2 separate regions of the Mus musculus genome follow, and region 2 is linked to region 1. Evidence: chromatin loops called from intact Hi-C (ENCODE). Cell type or tissue: heart. All regions are shown on one strand. Links, peaks and the distances in the headings refer to the core of each region. The heading gives the core; the rest is flanking DNA.

Region 1 (7,824 bases), core at 1,376-6,375:
CGAAAAGCCCCTTCAATAATTTTAGGAGCCAGAGCTCTGGCGCGCCGGGGCGCAGAGCGTGCTCTATTGTTTACATCTTTAGGCAGCGAGAGAGCGCAGGGCGCGCAGAGCCAGAGAGATGCCAGCGAGAGAGAAATGGCGGAAACCCCGTCCCCTTTTTTAGGAGCGTTATATTTCGCCTAGGACGCATCACTCCCTGATTGGCTGCAGCCCATGGCCGAGCTGACGTTCACGGGAAAGGTAGAGTACAAGTAGTCATAAAATACCCTTGGCTCATGCGCAGATTATTTGTTTACCACTTAGAACACAGGATGTCAGCGCCATCTTGTGACGGCGAATGTGGGGGCGGCTCCCAACAGTAAATCATTTCTGAAACATGGACAGGGCTTTGTTCAAAAAAAGGCATGGGGAAGGGTCACCTTTATCCTTCCCAAAGTTCCCCTGTCAGAGTCACACACAGATATCATTCGAGCTGCCCATGGGCAAGGAGACATCAGCTTTGCATAGGGTCAGCGCATCACCTGCCTCTCTAGGAGCAGGACCTCCCATTCCTCACTCTCCCTGGGAAAAGGGTTGGCCTGGTGGACTTTTTCTGACCTCTGAGTTCTGGATAAGGGTAGGAGAGTAGGCTTTTACGTACTTATCTTTGAATGAAGTAGCAATTAGCCCAGCTAAAACAGAAAGCAAACAAGCAAAAACAACCCCCAACCCCACCCCCCTCCCCCGCTGGCCTAATTAGCCACTGCTCTGCACCTCCCAGCAGGCAGCTGTCCTGGTTCTCCCTGCCCCAGGGCTGGGCCCAGCTTTTGCAGTCTGTTCAACAAATTGAGTAGGCGCTACAGTTGTTTTGGGCCCCTGGGGGGGGACACAGCAGGGAACACAAAGAACACAAAAGACAAACACCTGCTCAAGCAAAAATGGTTTGTAACCTGTAAAAAGAGATAGCATAGTGTGAGTTCCCAGTCACAGGGTATGGGGAACAAAAGAAGTAGGGAACCAAGGCCTGCAAAGACCTGACTGTGTGGGAGGAGTTAAGGGAACTACTGAGGCAACCTGGAGATGCTCTGACAGGAAAGTGGGTTAAGGGAGCTGGTGCTAGGGAGCCTGGAGCCACACTCTAACCCCAGACGCCTAGAGAACTGTATCCCCTTGCAATACTGAGACTGGGGTTGCTTGAGCTTTAGCTTTCCCATCATGCCCTGGTCAGATAGTCTTTCCAGGATCTTATGATTTCTTCGTATGTGGCACATACACATGTGTGAATACATACAGGTACTCAGCGTGCACACATGCGCACACGCACACACAGAGTCTTGTGAGTCTGGGGTCTTTCAGAGATTCACCAATCAATACCATTCTTAAAAATTATTTTGTTTTATGTATATGAGAACACTGGTGCTGAACTCAAACACACCAGAAGAGGGCATCAGATCCCATTACAGATGGTTGTGAGCCACCCTATGGTTGCTGAGAATTGAACTCAGGACCTCTGGAAGTCAATGCTCTTAACTGCAGAGTCATTTCTCTAGCCCCCTAATTTTTTTTTTTTTAAATAAGAAGCTTTTTAAAAAATGACTGCCAGGAGCCGGGCATGGTAGCACACACCTTTAATTCCAGCACTCAGGAGGCAGAGGCAGGCGGATTTCTGAGTTTGAGGCCAGCATGGTCTACAAAGTGAGTTCTAGGATAGCCAGGGCTATACAGAGAAACCCTGTCTCAAAAAACAAACAAAAACAAAAAAACAAAAACTGCCAGGACCATACCAGGAACCCAGAATTTTCTGCCTATGGCCCAGATTTATTAATACAGAGTTTATAAAGACCCCCCCCCACACACACACACACACAAAGTTACAAAGTGATAGCTTTCGGGGCTCAGGGAGTTAACTCACATCCTGCCTTTATGTAAGCAGTGTCTGACTTCAACAGACATCCTGCAGGTGCCTTAGTTTTCTCCAGCAAGCAAGCAGTTTTTTGTTTTGTTTTGTTTTTTTTTTAAACAAAACTAGTGGTTAGTTCCCAGGACCCATTGTCTTGCAAGGACAATAGAGGCAGTTTCTTAAGTTTAGCTTGCAGTTCAGGGCAGTCCTTATCTTAGGCAAGTTTGCTGTCAGGGTGCATTTTACTAACTAGCAGTTTACAAACTGAAGCAGTTTTCTCATTGATTTGTTAAGTATAGCAGTCTTTAAATTTTGAACGTTATTCATTATTATAAGTCAATATTTATTTATTGGTGTTTTAACATGTAGCCTCACTGTGTAGCCTAGGTTGGTCTTTTCCCCCCATTAATTTATTTATTCACTTTATATCCCCATTGCTGCCCCCTTCTTCCCAGGCCTGCCCCTATCCCCCTTCCCTTCTCTTCTGAGAGGGTGGAGCCTCCCCTGTTTCTATTCCCTCACCCTGGCACATCAAACATAGCTAGATGCATCCTCTCCCACTGAGACCAGACAAGGCAGCCCAGTTAGGGGAACAAAATCCACAGGCTGGCAAAAGCTGTAGAGACAACCCCTGATCCAGCTGTGGAGGACTCACATGAAGACCGAGCTATATACATCTGCTACATGTGTGGGGGAGGGGGGTTTGACCCAGCCAGTATATATTCACCTAGGTTGGTCTTAATTCATGGTGATTTTCCTGTGTCAGCTTGCAGTGCTAGAGTCACAGCTATTCACTCCCATACAGGGCTTGGAATTTATTTATTTATTTATTTATTTATTTATTTATTTATTTATTTATTTAAGGTTTGAAACGAGTCCTATTGTGCATCCCAGGCTGATCCTGAAGTCCAACTCTTGATTCTCCTGCCTCAGCCTACTAATGGCTGAAGATTACAGGTGGTGTGCTTAGCTACTATGGAACTTTTTGAGGGTAGAATGTTCAATTGTTCAACTCTGGTCTCCTCACACCTGGGTTCATTGAAAACTGTGGCCTCGAACTTTACCTCACATCTCATGTCTTGATTAATTTGCCTTGTAAAATGGGGATGATTCTAAGTCCTCTCTCAGGATGTGGTGGGGAGAAAATGAGACACAAGCAGGAACAGTTTGGGAGCCCTGTGAGGTTCCTTGTTTAGAAACAGGGTCTCGCTAGGTAGCCTGGAGCTATGTGGGCCACGAATATTTTGAACCTTCAGGTCCTCCTGCCTCTGTCTCCCAAGCAACGGAATTACAGGAATTCACCACTACTTCTTGCTCCCTAAGTTTATGGAAGGATTGCCCTGCAGTGAGTTGCATACCTTACCACCGAGCTGCTGGGAAGGGGTAATGCTTGCCTACCTTGTCAGTTTCTTCCTCCAGGGAGACCTGACCACCGGTGGGGGGGTGAGAGGTGGGTAAGAGGGTCCGTAGCGCTGGGTAGCCTTGCCTGGCCCATTAGCTTCTGCTCTTACCGCTAGGTCAGCCCACCCAACCTTTGCTTTCACCTCCTAATCACCAACCCAGGCATACCAGCCCCAGTCCTGGGTGAGTCCAAACAAAGGCGGGTCTCAGGGGACCCGCGGCGGCCGAATCTGAGATCAGCTTAACTGAGCGGCTGGCAGAGTCTTTGGAGAGAATGGCCAGAAATCCGAAGACCTTCGCCGGCCTCTGAGCTCCCCCAAAAGCTGATCTTCCGTGATTCCACTAGACACTGGGAGAGGGGCGTCATCAGCCACCTCCTTGCTTCCATACCCACCCCCTCATTTTTTCCCAGGCTGTGGGAGGCAAAGGGTTAAATCCCATAGAGCTGATGTTCTGACTCCAGGCTAGAGGGGCCCGGGAAGCTGGGGTCACTTCCTGCTCCGTCCCAGTCACCCTGAACTGGTCCCCGGGTCCTCAGCCTGGAATCACCCCTTGAGAAGGACCCTAGAGTTCCCGGCATCTAGCCCGTCCCCCGAGGCAGGGCACTTAAGGGGTTAAGTCCCCTGGGGCTGGCCTCTGCCTTTCGGCTTTTCCCAGACCCCAGAGCCGTGAGTTGGGGCCGCCTGGGTTCCCGGGGTGGCCTGGAGGCCCGGGACAGCCGCCGGGGAACAATAGGGCCAAGGAGGCGGCGACGGGCGAGGGGCGCAGGCCGGGCCCGGGGCGGCGGGGGACGGCGGCCGGGGGATTGTGAGAACCGCGCGGGGACCGCCGTGGGGGAGGGGAGGCGCGCGCGCCCAGAGAGCGAGTCCGGCCGGGGGCGGCGAGGCGGCCGCCGCTCTCCCGGAGCCGGGCAGCCTGGGCGTCCGCGGCGGGGAGGGAACGCCGGCGGCTCGCCTGGGCTTTGGGAGCCGGGGACAGGGTGGGTGCTCCCGGCCGGAGGCGCTCAAGTCTTGGTCCGCCGGGGTGCGGGGGGCGGCGTCGAGGGCGGTCCCGCTGCCTCCTGGTCAGGGTCACCCTGGGCCGCGCGCACCTCCGCGGGAAGGCAGCCGTCTCCGGCAGTCCTTCCCGCCTCGGTCCTCTGGGGGTCGTCCGGGGCAGGAGGCTGGCGCTCTTGGGCCTGGGCTGGTTCCCAGTAGTAGTCGCCTCGCAGTCTTTGCTACTTCTTGCATGTGGCCTGGTTATTAACTCTTTCCCTTCTACGGTAGGCCCTTGAGTTTTAAGTTTCTCTGTCCAAGTATCTAAGCTCCTACCTGTTCTCGGTCAGCTCAGCAGGGTAACCTTCTCCTCTCCGGGGGGCCCCCATCTCTCCCTAAAAACACTTAGAGATAGGGGATGGCTAACTCACTTCTCGGCTGCATTAGCAGTTGGTCAGCTGTCCATTGCTTCACCTGCTTCACACCCCAGCTACCTCTTGGTGAGCTTTGTCCTCTTTGTCCCTGTGCACAAAGTACCTATGCACACTGTCACCCCGAGGGTAGATTATTCCAGGGATTCCGTTAGATGTCAGCGCCCTCCTGCAGCCCTGTTCTCTCTCCTGGGGATCACCCCCGGGATTTTGAGTGACAGATATGACTCCTTCCCCTGGGGGCTCACTCTGACGAACTTATGTCACTTTTCTGACATCGATCTGCAAACTGATCTTAAAAGACACTGAACAAGATAGGCTGGCTTTCTGGGAGCATGAGGTGTCCAGCTCACTCAGTCCTCCAGCAGAGTTTTTACTGGGTACTTGTCCTAGGTGTGTGATGAAGCATCAACAAAAAGAATAAGGCAGAAGGATGGGTCCCCAGGTGTGTGTCTGGGTGGCTTTGGGGACATCCGTACCTAGAGCTCAGAGACGCAGCCTCTCAGACCTCCTCACTGGGTCTGACTTTTGCAGCCGAGGGAACTGGGCTTCCCTGCACTTTTCTGGCTCATTCTCGGGCTTCCGAGCTCTCCTCCTCTCCTGCCAGGAGACCACAAGTAGGAGTCTCATGTGACTGTCAAGGTCAACCCATGCCACAGGGCAAGCCAAACACAGAACGCGGAATTTGTGGTCTTAGCCCTGTTACTTCCCGCCTTGGGGCCTTGGAGACATTTCCCCCAGTGTCTACTTACTAATCTGTAAAATGGACAAATGACTCTTAAGTCTCTCAAGGCAGTGAAAGGAAGAAGACACCTGGTAGTCACCTATGCTCTCTACACACTTGCTTCCCTCCCCTCCTTGCTTGTCCTTTCTCCTTCATTTTGTTTGAGACAAGGTCTCGGGTAGCTGGGACTGACCTTGACCTTGACCTTCTGATCCTCTGGTTTCCATCTCCCAAGTATGCCACCGAGTCAGGCTCCCCTTTTCCTTGCCTTCGTCTCCTGTAGGAGCCCCTGACTTCAGACTCCCCTTCCCACCCATAGGCTATCCTCTGTGCTTGGAGAATGGCAAACTGCCCCCACTCTTTGTGAGTAGTTGTCCCTTCAGGGAAACTTTTTTTTTTAACCCCTTAAAAAGAGTCAGTCTCAGTTCTCTCTGGGGCTCATAAGGGAAAAGTTTATTGCTCTCAATTAGCAGTCCCATAAAGGAAGAAAATTGGAGTCTTAATGAGCTTCCTCTGATTTGCAAAATAACACGTTTCCAGGCCTCTGGGCATCAGATGTGTGGGGTGAAAGCCTGCCTCCCATCTGAATGTTGGATAGCGCTCCAGCCTTCAGTGCAGGTACAGAGGGTTATGACGATGGGGTTTCCATTGCCTCTCCATTCACCGACTTGCTTCATTGCAATCTGGAAGATTTGCAGTATTTGGAACCAGGCCTTTGAGACTAAGGGGCTCAGTGAGAAATGGTGTCGGAGAAGTGAGTGGCGGCAGGTCCCCGAGAGTCACACAAGTGGGAGCACAAAGAAAAGCACTAAACCTGGTCCCATTGTGTACCCATCTCTCCCCACCAGAGACCCTGGAACCTTCACAGTCTGCAGCCGTGGGATGGAGCCTGAGACGGTGCTGTGGGGCCCGGATCTGCAGGGTCCTGAAGAGAGCCAGAATGAGGCTCATAGAGGTGAGGGGCACAAGGGACTGTGGGCAGTCACAGGGGAGGGAAGAGAGACCAGACCCCATGTTCTGAAAGGAGATGGGGGCTGGAGACTCCCTTTCTGTCTGTAGGTGCTGGAAGTGGGAACGAAGAGGAGAGCCCTCAGCAGGAAAGTTCTGGGGAGGAGATCATCCTGGGAGATCCGGCTCAGAGTCCAGAATCCAAGGACCCATCAGAGATGCCCCTGGAGAGCCCCTCCCAGGATGCCTCAGCCCCTCAGGATTCCCCAACCCCCCTGGGTTCTTCCCCCTTAGATCACCAGACCCCTATGGACCCATCAGCCCCCGAGGTAGTCCCTTCCCCGTCAGAGTGGACCAAGGCCTGTGAGACCAATTGGCAGTGGGGAACCCTCACCCCCTGGAACAGCACACCTGTAGTCACTGCCAGTGAACCCAGCCTGCGGGAGCTGGTGCAGGGACGCCCATCTGGGGCCGAGAAGCCATACATCTGCAACGAGTGTGGCAAGAGCTTTAGCCAGTGGTCCAAACTGCTGCGGCACCAGCGAATCCACACGGGGGAGCGGCCCAACACGTGCTCAGAGTGCGGCAAGAGCTTCACGCAGAGCTCGCACCTGGTGCAGCACCAGCGCACACACACAGGCGAGAAGCCTTACAAGTGCCCCGACTGTGGCAAGTGCTTCAGCTGGAGCTCCAATCTAGTGCAGCACCAGCGCACGCACACGGGCGAGAAGCCCTACAAGTGCACGGAGTGCGAGAAAGCCTTCACACAAAGCACCAACCTCATCAAGCACCAGCGCTCCCACACCGGGGAGAAGCCCTACAAGTGTGGCGAGTGCCGACGTGCTTTCTACCGCAGCTCGGACCTCATCCAGCACCAGGCCACGCACACAGGTGAGAAGCCCTACAAGTGCCCGGAGTGCGGCAAGCGCTTTGGCCAGAATCATAACCTGCTCAAGCACCAGAAGATCCATGCAGGCGAGAAGCCCTATCGCTGCACCGAGTGCGGCAAGAGTTTCATCCAGAGCTCGGAGCTGACGCAGCACCAGCGCACACACACCGGGGAGAAGCCCTACGAGTGCCTGGAGTGTGGCAAGAGTTTCGGCCACAGCTCCACGCTCATCAAGCACCAGAGGACACATTTGCGCGAGGATCCCTTCAAGTGCCCCGTCTGTGGCAAGACCTTCACACTGAGTGCCACCCTGCTGCGCCATCAGCGCACGCACACGGGCGAGAGGCCCTACAAGTGCCCCGAGTGCGGGAAGAGCTTCAGTGTGAGCTCTAACCTCATCAACCACCAGCGTATCCACCGTGGGGAGAGGCCGTACATCTGCGCCGACTGCGGCAAAAGCTTTATCATGAGCTCCACTCTGATCCGCCACCAGCGCATCCACACCGGCGAGAAGCCCTATAAGTGCTCTGACTGTGGCAAGAGTTTCATTCGCAGCTCGCACCTCATCCAGCATCGCC
Region 2 (7,824 bases), core at 1,470-6,469, 94 kb before region 1:
AAGCCTCAATTCCTTGCGCCTGCTCTTTCTCCCAACTCACCCGCTGGTTACCTGACACCGGCGTCTCCTCTCCCCCGCCCAGGCCGTTCCCCTCCCAGACTTGGGGGTGGGGTGGTGCTGACAGACATCCAAACCCCAGCTTTCGATCCCCCCGACTCCTATTCACCAAGGACACAGGATCAAGTCATTCAACCCCTTACCCAGACTTCCCTCCCTCTGGCTCATGCTGGCCCCAGGCTTATCCAGGTTCCCTCAACACACCCCTCCGGGGGAGGAGGAGGGGAGGGGGAAAAAGGGGGAAAGGGCTAGGGGCGTGGCTCGGGCTCGGCCAATCATAGTTCAGACCCCAAATATTTCCTTCCCACCATTACTTTCAGTCAAAATTCCTTGGCCCAGAGCTCAGTAACCGGCTTGTGAGCTTAGACTGGGAAGGGGCCAGAATTGGGAGGCAGGTGTTGGCACAGTGAATGGGAACTTGGGCCTTTAAGGCAGTTCTGTGTCCTGTTGGGAGGAGACTCAGGCTCAGACCTGAGGTAGAGCCTGTTTATTGGCTGCTTTGGAGGGAAAAGCTGGGAAACCTGAGAGGAAAGGTGCAAGGCTGGCAGGAGAAGAATGCAGGCAGGACTTCCTTTTTGGGGAAGACAAAGAGAGGCCAGGGAAGCCTTGTTTAGATTAGGGTCCACCTAAGGCACGCACCCCCTGGTCTAGTTATCTTAAATGCCTTCTAATTTCTCTGTCACACTGATCAGAAGTGAGACTGTTCCTCACCTTACCGTTAGAGACCCTCGCACGCACACATCTGTGTGTGTACTAAGGCATTCAGACCCAGCCTTCTACACAGGCAAGCACGAGCTTCAGGGAGGTCACACCCGAACAGCAACTCATTAACGTTGGGGTAGACACGGAAAGGACTGGACACACTTGCCTCTATAATTGGTTCCCAAGCACCTACTCTTGTCTTTGGCTCTGGCACAGAGAGGACCCAGATGATGAGGCGTCAGATGAAGGAGTATAGGCATATATTTTTTTTCTTTTTGCAACCTACTTTTAATAAACGTTTAACCTCTCCTCTTGCCCACCACCCATGAGAGGCAGTGGAAGAGAAAAGTTGTTAGAATATGGGGGAGGTGGACCTTCTCAGCAATAGTTCTTTGGGGGGCAAGCTTGGTCTCCTTTGTCAGCAGTTCAGTCCCATAGCAAACACCAAACACTCAGCAGCTACAGTCCAGTCCTCTAGGCAGGCAGACGCCATGCACAAACCAGCAGCTGTAGTTTAATCCTGAAGAAACTGCAAGGCTCACCAACTGGCCCAAGGCCACTGAAGCAGCAGCTGCCACAGGAACCTCAGGAGCAGCTCTTGGCTGGGTTTCTCTCAATGGTGGTGTAACCACAAGTTGAGCTCAACAACAGTATGTAAGGTGAACCAATACACTCGTGTTCTTAGGGAAGTACAGCAAGGCGGAGCAAACCACACCAATGCTCAGTGTCCCACTGACCCTGGGGTCACATTTCTACTCCTTCATCATGGGACCTTTCACCTGTGTCTGCTTCAGGACAACATTCTTTCATGTGTCTGCTTAACAAGACATCCTTTCACCTGTGTGCCCCAGCAAACTATCATTTGATATAACTGACTTTCCAAACCAGAAGTTTCCACTTGAGTGGAGCTTGTGAGAAAGGAAACTGGAAAAGCCTGCGTGAGAGGGTTAACACAAGCAGACTGTCAGAACAAAGTTCACTGGCAGAGCACACCATAGGTGAATGGTGAGGCCACAATGTCAGCAGTGGCCACACACACACACTAACCAGCAGTATGTATTGGGTATTCATGTGTGCCAAGCACTATCCTGAATGCTTGTATATACACATTAACTCATTCCATAATAGAGGAGGCAATGAGACAAATGACTTGCCCACGGTCACGCAGGTGTGACAAGCAGAGATTTTACTTCTTACCGTTTGGAAACGCTGCCAGTCATGGTGGACATGGTCACACCAAAACGTCACAGACACCCCTCACACACATAGCACAGCAGACTCGTCCTATCTAGTGACAGCGCAGCTTCAAATAAAAATCATGCGAGACACTCTCATCTTCTTCCCTTTCATTTGAGTGTGTGTCGGGGCCATGTGTGCGTCTGAGTGGGTGCTGGAGGAGACAAGAAGGCATGGACTCCCCTGGAGGGGATTTACAGGCAGTGCGACATGGGTGCTGGGAACCAAACTACTATTCTCTGGGAAAGCAGTAAGAGCTTTTAACCAGGAAGCCACGTCGTCGTCTCCAGCCCCCGCTTTCTTTCTTTCTTCTTGAGATTGGGTCTTACTATGTATCTCATTATTGGACCAGGCTGACCTCAAACATGTAGAGATCTGTCTGCCTCTGCCTCCTGGGTGCTGGGATTAAAGTGTGAGCCACCACATCTGGCCTTTTTTCTTTTAAAGGAAAAACCAAAACGTCTCTCATTTATTTTGCCTGTGTATGATGTGTAAGAGGTGTGGAGGTCTGAGAGCTGTCAGGAGTGGGTTCCCTCTTCTATCACATGGGCTCCCAATTTTTGAGCTTGGGTCATCAGGCTTTGTGGCAAATGCCTTATTCACTGAGACATCTTGACAGCATCCATTTTAAGTAAACCTTTAGCTGAACTATAATAGACACAAGAAATATTACACAAGTATTAAATGTACATCTTGACAGACTTAAGACCAGTGTGACAAGCGGGTCCCAGAAACCCCTTCTTTTGCTTGGTAGTCCCAATAGTGATCACTGTCCAGACCCCCCCCCCAAAATGTATTTGTTTTCTGTTATATATAGAATTATATGTAGGTATGTATGTATATAATTCTAATTATTCTAATTATTATTCTAATGCATGCTGTCACATCTGACTTCTTTCATCCAAGATCTCTCTTCACTGTTGCACATAGCTGGACTCTGGTGATTCTGGCTGTTCTGTCCGTGTCCATGGTAGAAATAGGTTGTAATTGCTTTTCCATTCCATTCTTTTTTTTTTTTTATAAAGATTTATTGTTATAGCTGTCTTCAGACACAACAAAAGAGGCCGTCAGATCTCATTATGGGTGATTGTGAGCCACCATGTGGTTGCTGGGATTTGAACTCAGGACCTTTGGAAGAGCAGTCAGTGCTCTTACCCACTAAGCCATCTCGCCAGCCCCTTCCATTCCATTCTTTGTGTTGTTTCCAGGTTGTTGCTACTGTGAAAAGAGTCCCAAACTTTCCAGTATTCATATCTTGGTGTTCATACAGACACCACATTTTGTCCTAGTGAGGTTTCTAGTGATGTAATAAACACCATGACCAAAAGCACCTCGTGGAGGGAAGAATGTAGTTCAGCTTGCAGTGATAGTCCGTTATGAAGTCAGGGAAGGAACTTAAAGCAGGAACCTGGAGGCAGGGACTGAAACAGAGACCTTGGAGGAATACTGCTTGCTGACTTACTCCCCAAAGCTTGTCCAGCCTGCTTTCTTAGAGTGTTCAGAGGTGGCACTGCCCTCAGTGGTGTGGGCTCTGCCACATCAACTACCATCAAGAAAATGGCCCCACAGACTTACCCATAGGGCATCTTGATTGAGGCCCTTTCTCCACCAAGGTTCCCTCATCCCAGCTGACCTAGTTTATGTCAGGCTGACAAAAAACTAGGCAAGCACACATTTCTTCTGTTGAGTGTTGATAGCTTGGGAGTGGAAAGTGTTGGAAAACGGGGTTGGTATAAGTTTTTCACTGGAAGACTATCAGTTTTCCAAAGTATCTCTACCAATTACACAACCTGATTCAAGGAATGCCAAGTTGCTCTGCTACCCCATCTACATGGTCTTTCTCATTCCCGCCATTCTGGCTGAGGAGGCCCGCTCTCCACTCGCAGCGTCTGGCGCGTACTTGGCACTGTTCATGGGACTGTTCAATGAATGAATGAACAAATTAAGTTGGGCAGCGTAGAATCAAACAGCCTGGAGAGGGCAGACGCGCGCACAGAGCATTTCAGGGACGCCCACCCGCCGCGGACGCACACCAGGACAGTCCCTCTCGCGCACCCCTGAGCCCACGTGGCCGGAACGCACCGCCTCGCTCGGGCCGCGCGCGTCCAGCCGCACAGCTGCCCCCCAGCTCTCCCTCTCCGTGGCTGGCAGAGGGCGCTGTGCGTCCGTGCGCCCCGAGGGGCGGGCCCGGGCCGGGGCGGGGCTGGCCGGGCTTCCAGGCCGGGGCTCTAGCAGCCCGCGCCGCCCGGGCCGCTCCGGGGACGGGCCGGGGCGGGGCGCGGTCTTAGGAAGCCAGGCGGGGACGCGCGGAGGCGTTGGGGAGCGAGGGAGGGCGCGGCCAACTCCCGGAGGGACGGCAGGCCGAAAGAGCGGCGCTGGGGCCTGGCGCTCAGCCTGAGATCGCCGGACCACAGGCCGCCCCGCCACGGGCTCTGTCCCGGCCCCAGCCCCGCCAGCATGGCCGGCCGGACCGTGCGGGCCGAGACCCGGAGCCGGGCCAAAGATGACATCAAGAAGGTGATGGCGACCATCGAGAAGGTCCGGAGATGGTGAGCGCTGCCCCCGGGCCAGGGATACAGCCAAGCCACCTCCTCCAAACGCGTCCGCCCTTTCCTGGCCCGCTGCCCCCGCCCACCAGCTGTGCTCTGAATCGACAGGGCGCCCCCTTTCCCCGGCAATTCCCAGAGGTCTACAAAGCGTGGTCCGGAGTGGTGCTTTCCCTGAGCGGGAGCCCTCATCTATGCCCCGCCCCCTGAAGCTTTTGACACTCTAGCAAGCTTGGCCCCGGGTCTTCATTGCCAGAGTCCCTGGCCAGGCCTTGGTGGCGCCCTGCTGAGTGCCCCAGGTGTCTGCAAAACCGCAGCTCCAAGTTATATCCGTTTCTGCTTTGCCCTGGGGTTTGAGGGCTCTTTCTGCTTCTGTGCCAGTGTTAGCGAAGCTGTCCCTACCCTAGCACACCTCCCTGACCTCCAGTCTGTGGGGCTCATCCTTGGGCCTCCCTGATCCAGTCTCCTGACCTCCCACAGGGAGAAGCGCTGGGTGACTGTGGGAGACACTTCCCTTCGAATCTTCAAGTGGGTGCCTGTGGTGGATCCCCAGGAGGAGGTGAGCAAGCCCCAACCCCCAACAGGCCTTGCATCTGTGCAGCCTCAAGCAATTTCCCTCCCAGCCTTGGCCTCCACCTTCAGTCGGCTTGGAGACTCCAGTGTGGAGCCCAGGCAGATGGTAACGATTATTAGGGGGCGCGAGCGCACTTACACACACACACACACACACACACACACACACACACACACTTTCTCCAAGTTCAAGGCCTAACTCAATCTACACAACCTGATGCAGCACCTTTCGCTTCTCTGAGCCTAGGTTTCCTTATTCGTATTGAAGGGCTTTGTAAGAGCTCCCTAGACAACTAGCTCTGATCTTACCTCTCTAACCCCCAGGAGAGGCGGCGGGCAGGAGGCGGGGCAGAGAGATCCCGTGGCCGGGAGAGACGTGGTAGGGGCACCAGTCCCAGAGGGGGAGGCCCCCTCATCCTACTGGATCTCAATGGTATGTAGAGATTCTGGAATGGAGTTGGGTGGGGGGGACTGAAGGAATCCCCTGGGGATCTCTGGCTAATTAACGCGCGGCTTTTGCTTCATCAGATGAGAACAGCAACCAGAGTTTCCATTCTGAAGGTTCATTGCAAAAGGGTGCTGAGCCCAGCCCTGGGGGGACGCCCCAGCCCAGCCGCCCTGGATCACCAACTGGACCCCCAGAAGTGATTACTGAAGATACTCAGCCCCCACAATTGGGTCAGGAGAGAGGTAGGGCCCTGTGGCTCTCAGGAGCCCTCTCATCAAAGTTGAACCCACCATCCTGTCCTTGTTTCTTATATTATGTCCTCTCACCCGGTCCCGCCTCCCTCAGGGAATCTTCCCTGACCCTGGCAGAGATCACCTCCAGCTGTGCCTCAATCCTCCGGCTTCTTAGATCTGTAGGGAGCATATCACCAGCTGACTTTTTTTTTTTTTTTTTGCAGATTTATTTCTTTGCTTGCTTATTGTCTTTTTCTGTTATCATCTCCTGTCAGCCATACCGATCTTGATCATGTGGGATGCGTAATAGATGTTCAGGGAATAAATAATTCCAATAATCATAGGGATTAATAGCAGTAGATTAACAGCTAACAGAACCGCTTGTCTGTGAGTCGTTCCTCTGAGCACTCCGAAGTTCTGTTGTTTGTTTTCGCATTTAATCTTCACTGTCATCTTTTGGGACCAATGATTCTATCATGAGTCCTCTCTGTACACGAGGAGACCAACATCCAGAGAAAGATGCCCAGACTTAAGAGCCAGTGAGCAACACCTTGGGCCTGAGCCTTCTTCAGCTCCTCTGTCTTCAAATAGTCCACCCCTTGTCTGGTCAGTACCACTTCCCAGGCGTGCCTGACTCCTGTGCCTTTGGCTCTGCCTTCTCGTTTCTCCCTTGTACCTGCTCTGGCCTCCACGCCTGTCCCCGGTGGCTGCAGAGCAGCTCTCCTAAAGCACACGTTCGAGACGGCTATTTTCCTGCCTCACATCCTTCTTCGGCTCCCCGCAGCCTCTGGTTCCTTCACTTCACACTGAGGCCTTGACAAACTGTTGCCGCCAAAATTGTTCCCCTGTCAAGAACACCATGACATGGCCCCTGGGCCATACCGAGATTGTTCCAAATACTTTTGCTAATATAAACGGATAGGGCAGGGGAAGCGTCCAGTGGTAGGTGCTTATCTGACATGCCTAAGGCCCTGAGCCCCATCTCTACTACCACAGAAATGTAAGAAATGAATGAGTAAGTGAATGAATGAACTTGCTACCTGGCACTTACTGAGCAGCTCCACCCTTGACCCCCACACACAGCAGCCTCTCGTGGTCTGACTGACACTATTTCCATTCTGCAGATGATTTAGGATCCGTGGTTGCTAAGCATCTATTTCTGTCTGCCTAAGTTCTGCTCTACCTCTGTTGTCTCCTGGCTCACTCCCCACTAACGAGATCCAACCTGACTGAGTCTGCCTTCCTTGGCAACTAGGGATCCCCCTCTGCTGCTGCCATATGTGACCAGTGCCTGCCTGCTTCTTTTGTCCCTGATCCATTCTCCCACCACAGAGTAGCTGCTTAGGAAGTCTCTCTTTGCTTGGTATTACAGATCCAGGGGGGACACCTGCAGGCGGTACTGATGAACCCCCAAAGCTGACCAAGGAGGAGCCTGTTCCAGAATTGCTAGAAGCTGAGGTGAGAGAGGCCAGAGTCTGCACTCTGGCCTTGTGGGGACTGGAGGCTTTGGGGAAGCAGGGAGACTTGGTGCTAGGCTTAGCTGGAGGTTGGATTCTTGGGTGAAGAGTATTACAGACAGCACCCTGAGGGCTGCATCATGGCTGGTAGAAGAGCAGCGAGAGCCTGGAATGATCTTGGTGCTCCTCTAAGGACTTAAAAAATAAATAAATAAATCTAGGCTCAGAATGCAGCTTGGTGGAACGTCACTTCCTAAGCGTGCGCAAGAGCCTGGGTCCCCTGCGTTGCACAGACACACGTCCTGAGCTGTAAACTTAGCCTACGACAGTGCCTTCCCCTAGAAGAACTACCTTGATTTGCTTTTCAGAAAAATCAAGTTCTTTCCCCCAAACACTGTTGCTATTGTTTTTGGTGCCTTACCCTACATTCTGGTTACCCGGTCCTGGGCCAGACTCTGGGTTCCCACGGGAGCAGAGTGGAAAAGGCAGAGGCTAGGAGGCTGTACTCTCGGGTTAGAGTGGAGCTCACACCTGTCCGCCCTTCCTCTTCAGGCCCCCGAAGCTTACCCTGT

Evidence for each region. Hi-C counts contacts between places; a loop is a spot of excess contacts. Peaks named below come from ENCODE experiments on the same cell type or tissue, not always from the same donor. Only the 100,000 strongest peaks of a DNase experiment are listed, where the experiment ranks them.
Region 2: a loop joins it to region 1, with 2.7 times the contacts of the local background. A loop is called at or near these places in 1 of 42 quality-filtered maps.

What each region holds. Positions count from the first base shown.
Region 1 is chr7:127,611,207-127,619,030 of GRCm38, reverse strand. It overlaps Zfp629 (zinc finger protein 629), which reads left to right and starts at 3,759. Exons shown (of 3, transcript NM_001362196.1): 1 at 3,759-3,948; 2 at 6,258-6,364; 3 at 6,469-7,824. The coding sequence starts at 6,292. In heart, for the core only: a CTCF peak has its summit at 4,369; DNase peaks (open chromatin) are centred at 3,760, 4,390 and 5,250; H3K4me3 peaks cover 2,523 bases; H3K27ac peaks cover 2,172 bases.
Region 2 is chr7:127,705,156-127,712,979 of GRCm38, reverse strand. Bcl7c (B cell CLL/lymphoma 7C) reads left to right here and starts at 4,214. Exons shown (of 6, transcript NM_009746.2): 1 at 4,214-4,544; 2 at 5,022-5,100; 3 at 5,439-5,547; 4 at 5,643-5,804; 5 at 7,168-7,253; 6 at 7,805-7,824. The coding sequence starts at 4,453. It overlaps Mir762 (microRNA 762), which reads right to left and starts at 4,493; the gene lies at 4,418-4,493. It overlaps Ctf1 (cardiotrophin 1), which reads right to left and starts at 277. Exons shown (of 3, transcript NM_007795.2): 1 at 201-277. The coding sequence starts at 225. In heart, for the core only: CTCF peaks have their summits at 4,062 and 4,673; DNase peaks (open chromatin) are centred at 3,529, 4,239, 4,689 and 5,629; H3K4me3 peaks cover 2,537 bases; H3K27ac peaks cover 2,470 bases; H3K27me3 peaks cover 36 bases.